Linked DNA regions of Homo sapiens: all the other regions are linked to region 1. Evidence: chromatin contacts called from ENCODE Hi-C data. All regions are on one chromosome and are shown on one strand. Each heading gives the region's core, a stretch centred on a gene start or an enhancer-like site at or near the end of the contact. The rest is flanking DNA. Distances are from core to core; before and after follow the strand shown. Region 1 overlaps PLCL1 (phospholipase C like 1 (inactive)). Region 2 holds the start of SF3B1 (splicing factor 3b subunit 1). Region 3 holds the start of COQ10B (coenzyme Q10B).

The links. Hi-C counts contacts between places; a loop is a spot of excess contacts on that map. Pooled maps may share reads with other maps.
Region 2: a pooled map shows a loop between it and region 1 (5-fold over the local background). The contact joins the promoter of SF3B1 here to the enhancer-like site in region 1. A Hi-C loop is called at or near these places in 3 of 37 single-sample maps with no recorded cell type and 8 of 50 pooled maps.
Region 3: a loop to region 1 is called in a pooled map, with 6 times the contacts of the local background. The contact joins the promoter of COQ10B here to the enhancer-like site in region 1. A Hi-C loop is called at or near these places in 4 of 37 single-sample maps with no recorded cell type and 3 of 50 pooled maps.

The regions. Positions count from the first base shown.
Region 1 is chr2:198,003,550-198,007,623 of GRCh38, reverse strand. All of the region lies in intron 1 of PLCL1 (phospholipase C like 1 (inactive)), which reads right to left. Among named protein-coding and RNA genes, the nearest start is that of PLCL1, 200 kb to the right of the region's middle. RefSeq lists an enhancer at 2,107-2,296. Within about 2 kb of position 2,208, at least 2 of the 41 ENCODE cell types and tissues checked have a DNase peak (open chromatin) inside an H3K27ac peak, as active enhancers do.
Region 2 is chr2:197,433,357-197,437,430 of GRCh38, reverse strand. It overlaps SF3B1 (splicing factor 3b subunit 1), which reads left to right and starts at 2,403. Exons shown (of 25, transcript NM_012433.4): 1 at 2,403-2,459. The coding sequence starts at 2,432. RefSeq lists enhancers at 1,955-2,004, 2,025-2,334, 1,576-2,775, 2,520-3,066.
Region 3 is chr2:197,451,781-197,455,854 of GRCh38, reverse strand. COQ10B (coenzyme Q10B) reads right to left here and starts at 2,303. Exons shown (of 5, transcript NM_025147.5): 1 at 2,191-2,303. The coding sequence starts at 2,294. RefSeq lists enhancers at 1,781-1,830, 2,031-2,080, 2,101-2,580, 2,025-2,641, 2,701-2,770 and 1 more.

The DNA of each region.
Region 1 (4,074 bases), core at 959-3,458:
CTAATACAATGACATCCTTTACTTTGAGAAATAGTGATATTTAACTAACATCATTTCTTTACACTGTTTCACTGAAACTTCACATCAGTGGGCTCCCTTGTGCCTGTAATATTGTAAATTAGCTATTTTTTAATATATGTACTGAATTACACACATATGTCTTCATGGTCCCTGTTGAGACTGATAATTCCAGCTATTCTGTATGAGTTTGTGATAGCCAAAACAACCATAAAATATAACTAAACAGCCAGTAGGTTATCAGAAGTGAATAAAAACAAACAAGAGGGGGGTGGGGTGGTTAAAACACATTTTGACTCAATTTTTAGTTGCCAATTTCTAGATTTCCAATGAGTTTTATTTTTTATCATGTGTAGTGAGCTCAATGCTGATCCCCAAAGATACTCATTTCCTGGAAAAGCAGATCATTGTGCATATTATAGCTTCTTCTATGTGTCATGATCTGATCCTATTTTTTAATTAAAATACCACATCATCAATATTGAGGAACATTTTTAAATCCAGCCATCCAAAGCAACAGTTGTTTTCATTCACAACTTCTAATCCTTATTTTCATGAATCTGTTTCTGTAATCTAAAGATTACCTTCTAATCTTATCTTCATGAATCTGTTTCTATTTCATGGTATCTACACACAACAAGCTGCTCACTTGGTATTGCAGAGATATAGGGGTGACTATCGCTCACCTAAAGAACCTTCCTAGGAAAATGAAAGCAGGTGCCTTTAGAAACTGGTAAAAGGTTTTGGGCACAGCTCAGTTTCTAGAAGGCAGATCAACAATCATTCCACAGGGTCCTTTGCAGCAAAGGCAGCTTTCTGTTGCTCCAAAGGGCACTAAAGTAAGAAAAATGCTCTAGTCTCATTCTTGAAATATTAACACTACAGAGACAGAAGCCCAGAGCACAAAGACAGAATCTTGGCTATATATCAGCAGCCTCTCCAGGAAGAGAATCCTTCATCACATTATGTACACCCACCAAAGGTTCCAGACTATTGGGAAAATTTAGATTCTAAAAATATATGTGGCAAAAATAAACTGCGAATAAACATAAATATAAACATTATACATGCAATGACTAAAAACATGGGGGAAATGAGGCAACACGCCTCCAGAGTTCTTAAGAGGAAAATTCCACTCTGGTAGGGCATTTGGGACATATATATATACTCCAAAAGTTATACTTCCTTTACCTGAAATTCAAATTTATCTTGATGCCTTGTATTTCCATTTACCAAATCTAGCAACCCTACCCTATTGTACCAAAAATTAATTTAGCCTTAGGTATGCAAGCACACATGCCCACACACATACACATTAAATGGGATGAAAGGAGCTGCCCATCTTCAGAAAATTAATGCCATTATCACTCAACAATAATGATAACTTACTTCTGCATCAAAACATCACAAACTTCATTTTCTCATGTTTTATGTCAACAGACTTCTCACCCTGTCTTTTAACAACTCCAGTCCTTTTATGTTGTTTCCCTAGAAGGGAAGAAACTGGTGAACTGTCCCTCTTTTCTCTTAGCTTAAAATATCCTTTTCTAGATACCTAGGAATCATCTCTGAATATATTAAGCCTCCTTCAGCTGCTGGCCTAAGTGCCTTAATCAGCATTCCTATTTCAACAAGGATTTATTAAGCAGTTATTATATTCACACATTAACTGTGTTATCAAGATGTGGATGTCCCCATTTTTTTAATTAGAAAAGGAAAAGTCTGAGTGGAAGAAATGTGCACTGTTTGCTCAGCTAAAAAGAAGTCCTCAGTCCCCTTGCATCTTTCAGCACCGCCTTTTGTGATATCGGCTGTCCACGGCCTCCCTGCCCCTGTCACCAGCCTTGCCTCTCCACCTCAGGCGAGTTGCCTGCAACCCTTTGCCTCTGCCCAGTTAACCAGTCTCAGCCTTCCCTGACCACCGCCCACACCTGTTACACATTCACAGTGCCGCATACTTTTTTATTGCAGTCTGCCCGTCAACACTGAGGTGAGTCTTTAATGAATGTCTGCCTTCCCCTCAAGACTATAATATCCTTGTGAACAGGACTGCAGGACCTAACACAGGGTCTAACATAGGGTAGGCAGTCAGTAAATATAATGCAATGAAGAAACTGAAGTGTGAAAGAAAGACTTCTTGAACACTAGCCTGGAGGGACTTTCCAGGCACGATGTGCAGTTTCCATTTCAAGGCCTCAAAGAGAACTTTCCTTTGCCATCAACAGAGTGAGCATGATCTGTGAATGGATGGCTGGAGATCATATTAACCCTGGTACAAGAAGGGCATTTTCACCTTTGAAATCTGCTGGTGAATTTGCCATAATTTCACATCTTTTTTACTCATTGCCTATGCAGGGAGATAAAGCGTATATCTCACTGCCCCTATCACTTAGCACTCGGAAAATCTTGAAGTGAAGTTCTAAGTTAACACACATAAAGAAGGAGAAATAAAGGAGGGTGGAAGTGAGGGAGCGAGGGTGGAAGGAAGGAAAGTTTAAAAAGAAAATCCTTTAAAAACTCACCTCCCTACCCTGCCTTGTCTGAATATTTTATTTTCACTAAGCTATCTTAGGAACCGAAAGCTAGAAAATGACTATTTCTAGATGTGTTAATGGCCTCATGATTTCCTTTCATGTTCTGCAGCAGCAGCTAAATTAGCAGTAAGCACTTTTATGTTCATTGGCTAAGTTGGACCTTTTTAAGAACCTAAAATTGAAAACAGAACTTAAATTTCAAATAGTCTGACATGGCAAGTCTATTTTCATTCAAAATACTTCTTATACAAAAAGATGCAGGAGGCGTTTATCCTGACCAAAAATGCTATAATTTCATATTTTTTGGCATATGAGACTGAAATATGTTTAGATACTTAGGTTTTCAATGTTGGAATATTTTTCTTAAGTCTATTCTTTCCAGTATTTAAGATTTATTAACAAAAATGTGTAACAGTACTCATCTAATTCTTAGATTTATTATTTAAATATGACCACCCTAGACTTTATAAACAATACTGACTACTAAATCTTTGTATTTCTTTCAAGAGCCACAAAGTTTTTTTTAACCAAATACATCACGAACTTGACTTGGACACACATTCTACAGATAAGTTAGCCAGAGCCTCTTTAGAATTAATGTTGGAAGTAAGCCTAAGTCATATCAGTAGGACACAGTCAATGCAATAAAGATATTCATTCAAAGAGTACCCCCAAATGACAAATTCATTCAGAATGTTTTAATCAGTTAAATGTTCCCTGGCATTGGCACATGCAAGTGATCCATCAAGGAACTGAATGACTAATCCACTAAACTTCCCTGTAACTCTTCTCAATCTTTCCTGAAAGCAAAAAGAAGAGTAATTTAAATGAACCAAGTGTTTAAGATCTATTGAGTTTCCACAAAAGGCTAGCTACTGAGCAGAACATTTGTAGAAATTGGCCCAGCTTCCAGACTTGCTTTTAAAAAAAAAAGCTAAATATATTACATTGAATCCTTAAATAATGTTTAAAGTTTAATTTAATATATAGGAATATAGCAGTGAAATGACAGTTTACTTTCAGTTTTTAATTACCCTATAAGTTGAATAACTTATTCAAATAAGAATTTCTGGTCCTATGCATGCATTGAATAATATTAATCACTTCACTTTGAGGCATAAATTAAGCCACAGACTTGGTCAAGTTCCTTCTAATGGATTCTCTAATTAGGATATTCAGTTTTGTGGTGGAAAGAGGTCTTGAGGAATAACCTCAATCCATCAACCTTTTTCAACCACAACACTTTGTAATAGTTCCACCTCCAGCTCAGAAGTTTTATGAAAATATTTGTATAGGTCTGTATAGAGAATGTACAGTGAGAAGTTATTTGCATAGACCATATATTCTTCTGCGTAGGCCATATATTCTTCTGCAAACCACTTTAATGATGACAGAGTGAGCATTAGCTAAAAATATTAAGCATAGGTTGAGCCAAAAAAAAGTATCTGAGAAGAAATTATCTGAAATACTAGAAGTTAGACGAGGTGAAATACATAGTTCTTCTGTCTTAAGTAGAAGGTCT
Region 2 (4,074 bases), core at 1,154-3,653, 570 kb after region 1:
TAGAGGCCCTGAGATGCTGGTAGCTCAGTCCAAGTCCCAAGGTTTAGAATCAGCGAAGACAATGATGTAACTCAGTCCAAGGACAAAGGCCTGAGAACCAGGAGGAAGGGGTGGGGATAGGGTGCTGCTGGTGTAAATCCAGGATTCCAAAGGCTGAGCAGCTTGGGGTCGTTGTCCAAAAACAACAATAGAGGAAGATTGGATGTAGCCAGCCTTCGCACATAAATTGACATTTTCACCTTTTCTCTGCTTCTGTTCTTCCTGGGGTCCCCAGCAGACTGGATGGTACCTGGCCACACGGAGGGCCGATCTTCCCCACCTAGCCCACTTGTACTCACACGCTAATCTCTGGAAACACCCATACAGACACACCACAAAATAGCTTTACCAGGTTTCTAGGTATTCCTTAATCCAGTCAAGTTGACACTTAAAATTAACCATCACATCTTTTTTTCTTTTTTTTTTTTGAGACGGAGTCTCGCTCTGTTGCCCAGGCTGGAGTGCAGTGGCACTATCTCCGCTCACTGCAAACTCCGCCTCCTGGGTTCAAGCGATTCTCTTGCCTCAGCCTCCTGAGTAGCTGGGATTATAGGCAGGTGCCACCATGCCCGGCTAATTTTTGTATTTTTAGTAGAGATGGGGTTTCACTGTGTTGGTCAGGCTAGTTTTGAACTCCTGACCTTGTGATCCGCCTGCCTCAGCCTCCCAAAGTGCTGGGATTACAGGCATGAGCCACCACGCCTGGCCAAAAATTTTAATTTATCAAATTTATTCCTTTACTGATGCTAATAAAAATCTGTGGTGGCTCACGCCTATAATCCCAGCACTTTAGGAGTCTGAGGCAGGAGGACTGCTTGAGGCCAAGAGTTTGAGACCAGCCTGGGGAATATAGTAAGATCTCATTCTACAAAAAATAAAAATTAGCTGGGTATGGTGGCCCATGTTGGTGGTACTAGCTACTCTGGAGACTGAGGCAGGAGAGTCTCTTGAACCTTAAGGTCGAAGTTAGGGTCAGCTGTGATCGCACCACTGCCCTCCAGCTTGGGCAACAAACCAAGACTGTGTGTCAAAAAAACAGAAAAAAAATCGTTTGTGTCACCTGATCTGAAGAAGGGAGGGAGTCTGGTGAGAGGGAAAGAGGGAGCAAGGCTGCAGGTCAGGAGTCACCAGGGACAGGTTATCTAAGCTCTCAGTCCAGTGCCATTGTCCATATATCTCCCACCTACCGCTAGCCTCAGGAAAATGGCTCCTCACTTTACCCAAAGTAGATATGGGGTCTTCCTGCAAGAGGAATACACCCATACCATTTCCCTCCCTTCAAACGACCATACTGACCCATGGTATGGTTAGTATTTGGGTTGCAGGTTTATCACATAGCGAGGTACTCCTCTCTTTGTGATGGCTCTAACCTTGATAACTACCTGTTTTCCTCGGCTGCTTCCGGGACCCATCTTTCTGAGCCTTTCTTTCTTTTTCATCGTCGAAGTCAAAGACCAGTGTGACAGTACAAGGTTATATTATAATTGATGCCCAGGAAAACAGACTGCCGTATTCTGATCTATTAAAATTCCTGATTTAGGAATACCGTCTAGGATTTAAGAGAAACATCTAATGAATGTTAATAATGACGATGAGTGGTTTTCTAGGAACCCATAAAGTAAAAGGCTTTAAAAGGGTGGCAAGATTGTCACTGTGCAACTCAGCAACGATTTGTGAGGCTCAACGAAATTCCTACCCAAATTATTTGCAATTATTAAACAGAAAGAATGAAAAATGACCTTGAATTACAGGGCGAAAGATGGGACTGTTAAGACTGTCTTCGTAACTAAGCACTGTAAAGACTGAGACAGCTGCAAGGGAAAGTTTTCCTCGAGCTCTTCCAGTGAATTTTGGGAAAAGGGATTGAATGTCTGAGGTCTCTTCCAGCTCTGAAACCGCAGCGTTTCGTACAGTGTTCATTTTTTTTTAATGGGAGGGGTCTCGGGGTCTTGCTCTGTCGCCCGGTCTGGAGGCTTGAGTACAGTGGCGCGACACGATTACGGCTCACGGCTGCCTCGAACTCCTGGGCTCAAGCGATGCTCCCGCCTCAGCCTCCAGAGTTGCTGGGACTCAGTGTCTGTTCTTAACTCCCTTCGTAGAATCCACTTTCCTCCAGGGCAAAGTTACTCACTTAAGGACCTTACGGCTCGGCTCGGGGATTTCCTGGGTCACCACGCAGGCGACTTCAGGGCCCAACCGTGTCTCCTCCCCCACCCACAATGCACCTCGCGGTTCCCTCTAGGTGGCAGTTCTGTCACGTGTCACCCGACGGAGCGCGCTCCCGTTTGGCGCACGCGCAGAGTGCAGCCCCCAGCTATTTTTCTCCGTGGCGGCGGCGACGAGCGGAAGTTCTTGGGAGCGCCAGTTCCGTCTGTGTGTTCGAGTGGACAAAATGGCGAAGATCGCCAAGACTCACGAAGGTAAGCGGTCTTTCCCTGCTTACGTGTTTTCTTCGTTGCTAGCCTAATAAAAGCCTTTTTTCCTAGGATTCTGCCTTTTTCTATGGTTTCTTTCGTAGGAGCTGAGCCCGCGTTTCGGGGCCAAGGGTCGTCTCCTCCGCGCCAGCGGCGCAGGCCACTGCCCCGCGTAATGGCGTCCTCCTCTTACACCCCCGACAGGCGCTTTGTTCAGTGTTTGGGACCTGCTACTTCAGAGTAGCTTCTCTTCTCTGACCAGAGGGCCTCGTTTAAGCGGCTTCCTCAGTAGGATTCGTGGGCAAGGGATCGGGGAAGCGGGCGTGGGGAGAAGGTCTCACTCGCCTCTCGACACTGTCGTCCCCATAGTTTGTGCAGAAGAGGGTCAGAAAAGCACTGAAATACGGCAGCCGCTTTTCCGGCAGACTGAATCGAATTTGGTTAAACCGAGATTCCGTTACTCCTACCCTTGTGTGTCTTCAAGCGTCAGTTACTTGTTTATTTTTCTTGCACGAAACGATTTGGGGATAAAATCTGGTAGTTGTTTTCCCTCCCTTAGTCACTTTTAGTATAATATTGATCTTTTTCTTTGGAGACTGGTTATTGGAGGAGCAGATGGAAGAGGAAAACATAAATTACTTTCATTAATGGCCGAAGCTTTCAAGCTAGTTGATCGTTTTATGGAATACAGAGTGTGCAAATTAGGAAAACGTTGGGAATAGACTGGAGTTCATTAGGAAGTATCCAGAGATGACAGAAAATGGGATCACTTTTCAGAAAAGACGAGGCATGAGAAGTTGGAACTGCATTCTTTGATTTCTGACTTGGAATCCGAGATTTTCACTGAGAACGAGACTTCTAAGTCACTTTTGTTTCATATGTTCTTTCTGGGTATTTGGCTCGGTATTAGTCTGTGAGAGGTAAGAGACTGAGGCCATCCAAAATTTTACAGTCTGATAGGAGAAACAGATGTGTATGTTCTCATTCTCTCATGAGGCCAGATGCATGCTTAAGTAGAAGAAAAAGCAGCATGTTCTGGGAACCTGGGTAACGGAATGATTATGTTTAGGGTTGTTTCACTGAGGAGGTTACATGACCGTGTTTTAAAAGGATCAGTCAGTTTTAAATCGGGAAGGACATCTGAGCCTGAGAACATCTTGTAACAAGGTATTGAATCGTGAAAGGTGTGTTTGAGTAGTAGTCCACTGTAGCAGGAACAGAGGGTGCAAGTAGAGAAGAAATAAATGAATCTGGAAAGGTTGGATTAGGACCAGAATGTGAATGGCTTTGAATAGTTGGGTCACCCAGAGGACCTGAAGTCCAGCTTTCTGCTATTTATCAAACATGCTAATGAATTGTCAATGACTTTAATATTAGTATACCATTTTAGGTATTTAGGATTTAAATGCTCTCTTAGTATTCCTAGGCTTTATTATTTTGTCTTTAGACTATCTCAAATATAACCTTTTGCAAAGTAAGTAGAAAATATAAAGTTGTGCTGTTTTTGTTCATTCAGGATGTTATTCATTTGGGGATATTGATAGTATAGCTTTGATACTTATTTATTGGTAACTTCAGTATAAGATGCCCTCAGACAGGAAAATCAGAATTCTGATCAGTT
Region 3 (4,074 bases), core at 1,054-3,553, 550 kb after region 1:
CCAATGAGCTGGGACCACAGGCATGCGCCACCAAGCCCTGCCAATTTTTTACTTATTTGTAGAAACAAGGTCTTGCTATGTTGCCCAAGCTGGTCTCAAACTCCTGATTTCAAGTGATCCTCCTGCCTCAGCCTCCCAAAGTGTTGGGATTACAGGTGTGAGTCACTGTGTCCGGCCTTGTTTATTTTTTGAGACAGGGTCTGGTTCTGTTGCCCAGGAATGAGTGCAGTGGCCCAAACAAGGCTCACTGCAGCCTCAACCTCCTGGGTTCAAGTGATCCTCCCATCTCAGCCTCCTGAGCAGCTAGAACCACAAGCTTGCACTAACACATAGCCAGCTAATTTTTCTGTATATGTGTATGTGTATACACACACACACATTTTTTTTTCTTTTTTTTGGTAGAGACAAGGTTTTGCCATGTTGTCCACGCTGGTTTCATGAGCTCAGGCAATCCTCCCGCCTCAGCCTCCCAAAGTGTTGGAATTACAGGCATAAGCCACTGCGCCCAGTACCATTCATCTGTTGTTGGACACCTACGTTGATTCTGTATCTTAACTACTGTGAACAGTGCTGAAACCTTTACTTGAAAAAAGATGAGACCTTTGCTTCTAAAGAGGTGAATTGGGTATCTGGTTGACTTTTTACTATATATAAAGGTTCATGTATTTACTGGGAGGCAATACATGAACCTTTGTACCAGGTTCATGTATTGCCTCCCAGCCTACCCAAAAAAATACCCTTACACAATCTGATTACAAGCCTAAGGAAAACACCAGTGTTTAAAGCAAACTAACAGGACATTTTCTGATCAATCTGCATGCTATAGTTACAGTGGCCTGGACAGCACATCTATTTTCATGCACTGCCAGGAATACTATGTCTTAAACTACGATATGAAGATACACACATTCATATATACAGTTAAACCATGAAATGAATACTGGACAACTGGACCACATGGAGAACAGCTTTTTTGTCACTCGTCTTCCAGTACCACTCTCTCATATACTTAAGTATAATAAAGGTCAGAATCTGATGCTTAACATTGGAAATGAACGCAAACTGCCGCCCTCATTATCATAAACAGTATTTATCTTGGAACTGAAGCCTCAATTTGATCATTAAAGCAACTGTATTTTTCTCAAAAGTAAGTGTTATTTGCAAGACAACATTTTATAAGAGTAATACAAACAGATCTCAAGTATGATGGCGTTATTCTGCTTGAAACTACTTTTTGAGGTTATTTCCTAAAGCAGGAGTAATTTTATGATTTTGTTTGTCTCATCCAACATTTGTCTAAAGGGATTTGGATTTGGTAAGGTTGTTGGTGTTTTTAAAAATTCTTCATTGAATCTTTTTTTAAAAAAATTATTTCCTTGTTTCCAGTAGGGTCGGATCTTCATTTAATCTAAATGTCCTGGGGCTCAACTAGATTTGTGTTTTCTCTCCCCACCTCGTATTTTGTACACCTGAATTCATTTTAAACACACTAACTTTAATTTTCAAGAATATTACAATGTTATTAGTAAAAGGAAACTAAGTCGTACAAGTATGGTATCCGTGTCCCGACCTCCATCTCCACCCCCACCTACCAAAAAATGAACCAACCAGGAAAATCGAAAGCTGACTATGCTTCAAGGTTACAGGACCTGTAAGTTACAGCAGAGTGAAAAAATCCAAGTCCCTTATGCTGGCTGTATTTAGTTTTGTAAACACTAAATGGCGAGGGCAAAGCACTCTTTCAGAAATTGGGAAAACGCATCTGACCATCTGGCAGGTAGAAGGAACCGGAGAAGGGGGCTCACCGCCAAACACAAACTCCCATACAGCCAGCAGCCGGCAACCCTTCTGCGCAAAGTTAAAACTTTCCAACAGCAGTAGCAACAAGCCATAGGGGAGGAGACCGGAAGAGCCCAAAGGCACCAATGGCCAAATTGCTTCCAAAGTCGCTTCGCCGATGATTCACCGCCTCTCACGAGGCAAACGAGCCACGAACACAGCCTTGGGCCCAAGGTGATGCGCGCCGCTCTTGAGTCCCTCAGATGCCAAACGCAAAAAAAAGCCTTCTCCTCTAAAGACACGGAAATGCACCGAGTCCGGCTCTGCCTCACCCCCAAATCCTTCCGGTCCCCCAACTCGGCAGCCAAAATCGAAAACTACTCTCGTCTCAGCGCCCCCGCTGTTGATTACCTGCCATTCCGCACGGGCGCCTGCGCCCCGGCCGCTGTCGCCGACTTCGGACGGCATCCCGAGACTACCCTTCTCAAGGCCGTATGACCAGTCCGAGCTGCCATGATAGACTCTCCGAAGCCGGTCGTCACCTCCCGGACCAGCCCTGCAGCACCGCCCTCCTCTGGTCGGGCCCGGAGCCCGGCTCCGGTCTCTTCCAGCCAATGGACTGGCCGCCTGCGCAGCCTGACACGCCCCTTCTTCCCTTCCGGGTTGCACGTCGCTGACACACGCTGACCGTAAACGTTCCCGTCAGCCTGTCGGCCAATCGGAGCTGCGGGCCCGCCAGGACACACCTCTCTCTCCTGACCGACCAATCGCTTTTCCCGTGCGCTCGCGCAATTTGCGTAATACTCAGTGACTGCTCAGTCCACGCCCCGCGCAGGAGCTGTTCCTGGATTAACCAACTGCCTGGTTCTCCTGGGGTCCGCTTCCGGGAGGCTAGTCAGTGAGCCCCACCCCCCCGGGGGCTGCGGGAAGCCCCAGGGCTTGAGTGTTAATTCTGTAACTGTCCGAACCCGTGAGTGCGGAGCCAGACAGGCCACCACTCCTGGCTGCGAAGCCTGGCTGTCAGCGTCCTGCTTGTTAATGATTGTCTAATACAATGCCTGCCTTGCCTATCTCACGGGGTAATTGTGAGGGCAACATAAGGTCCTGTCATTAGGAAAGACTCAGTTATCCAGCAGCAGTTCCGTCTGCCTTCTTCCTGCGTGTCCCACATTTTAATTGGTGTTCTCGTATGATTTGGGTTTCCCTTATTCCATACTAATCAGACGACTTCGCTTTGATTTACTTGTTTTGGTGATCAGTCATCAAGTCCAGACTTCTTGTTCCCTCAGTTTGTTTTCAGGTCTTTACTTAAGGTTTGTGCACCAATAGTTTTCCTGCAAACTGTAAAGTGAGGATGACAATACTACCTATTTAATATAGTTTGGGTGTAAATGAGATTGTTGATTAAATGTAGTCAGATATTTGTGTGGCACCTACTAGATGCTGGAGAAGTGAGCAAAAGTCTTCACTGTCACAGAGCTTATATCCTAGTGGGGGAAAGAAACCAATTAGTATATAGTGCAATGGCAGCTTGTTATATGTCCCATAGACTAAACAGTACAGCAGGGTAAGGAGATGAAGAGGGAGGAATATGGTAGGGTGCTGTTTTATATAGGGTGGTTAGGAGGGGCTCTAAGAGGATGACACTGAACAAAGGCCTAAAATGAAGTGAGGAAGTGAACTCTGATTACTTGGGAGAAAATGGGCCGGGCGCGGTGGCTCACGCCTGTAATCCCAGCACTTTGGGAGGCCGAGGCGGGCGGATCACGAGGTCAGGAGATCGAGACCATCCTGGCTAACACGGTGAAACCCCGTCTCTACTAAAAATACAAAAAATTAGCCGGGCGAGGTGGCGGGCGCCTGTAGTCCCAGCTACTCAGGAGGCTGAGGCAGGAGAATGGCGTGAACCCCAGGGGGCGGAGCCTGCAGTGAGCCGAGATTGCGCCACTGCACTCCAGCCTGGGCGACAGCGAGACTCCGTCTCAAAAAAAAAAAAAAAAAAAAAAAAAGAAAAAAGAAAAAGAAAATGACTTTCAGGTGTATGGAACAGCAAGTGCAGAGGCCCCAGGCAGGAACAATCTTGGCATGCTTTAGGAAGAGCAAGGAGTTTGGAGCACAGTGAGAGGAGGAAAGTGGTAGGAAATAAGGTCAGCGAGGTAGGCAGAGCTTAGTGCCACGGAAGCCATAGTATGCTACCAATTTTTTATTGTATTCTAAGCGTGAAGGAAAGCCATTAGAGTTTGAGTGCAGAACAGTTACTTGATCTGATTTACATTTAAAGCAATATTCCAGCTG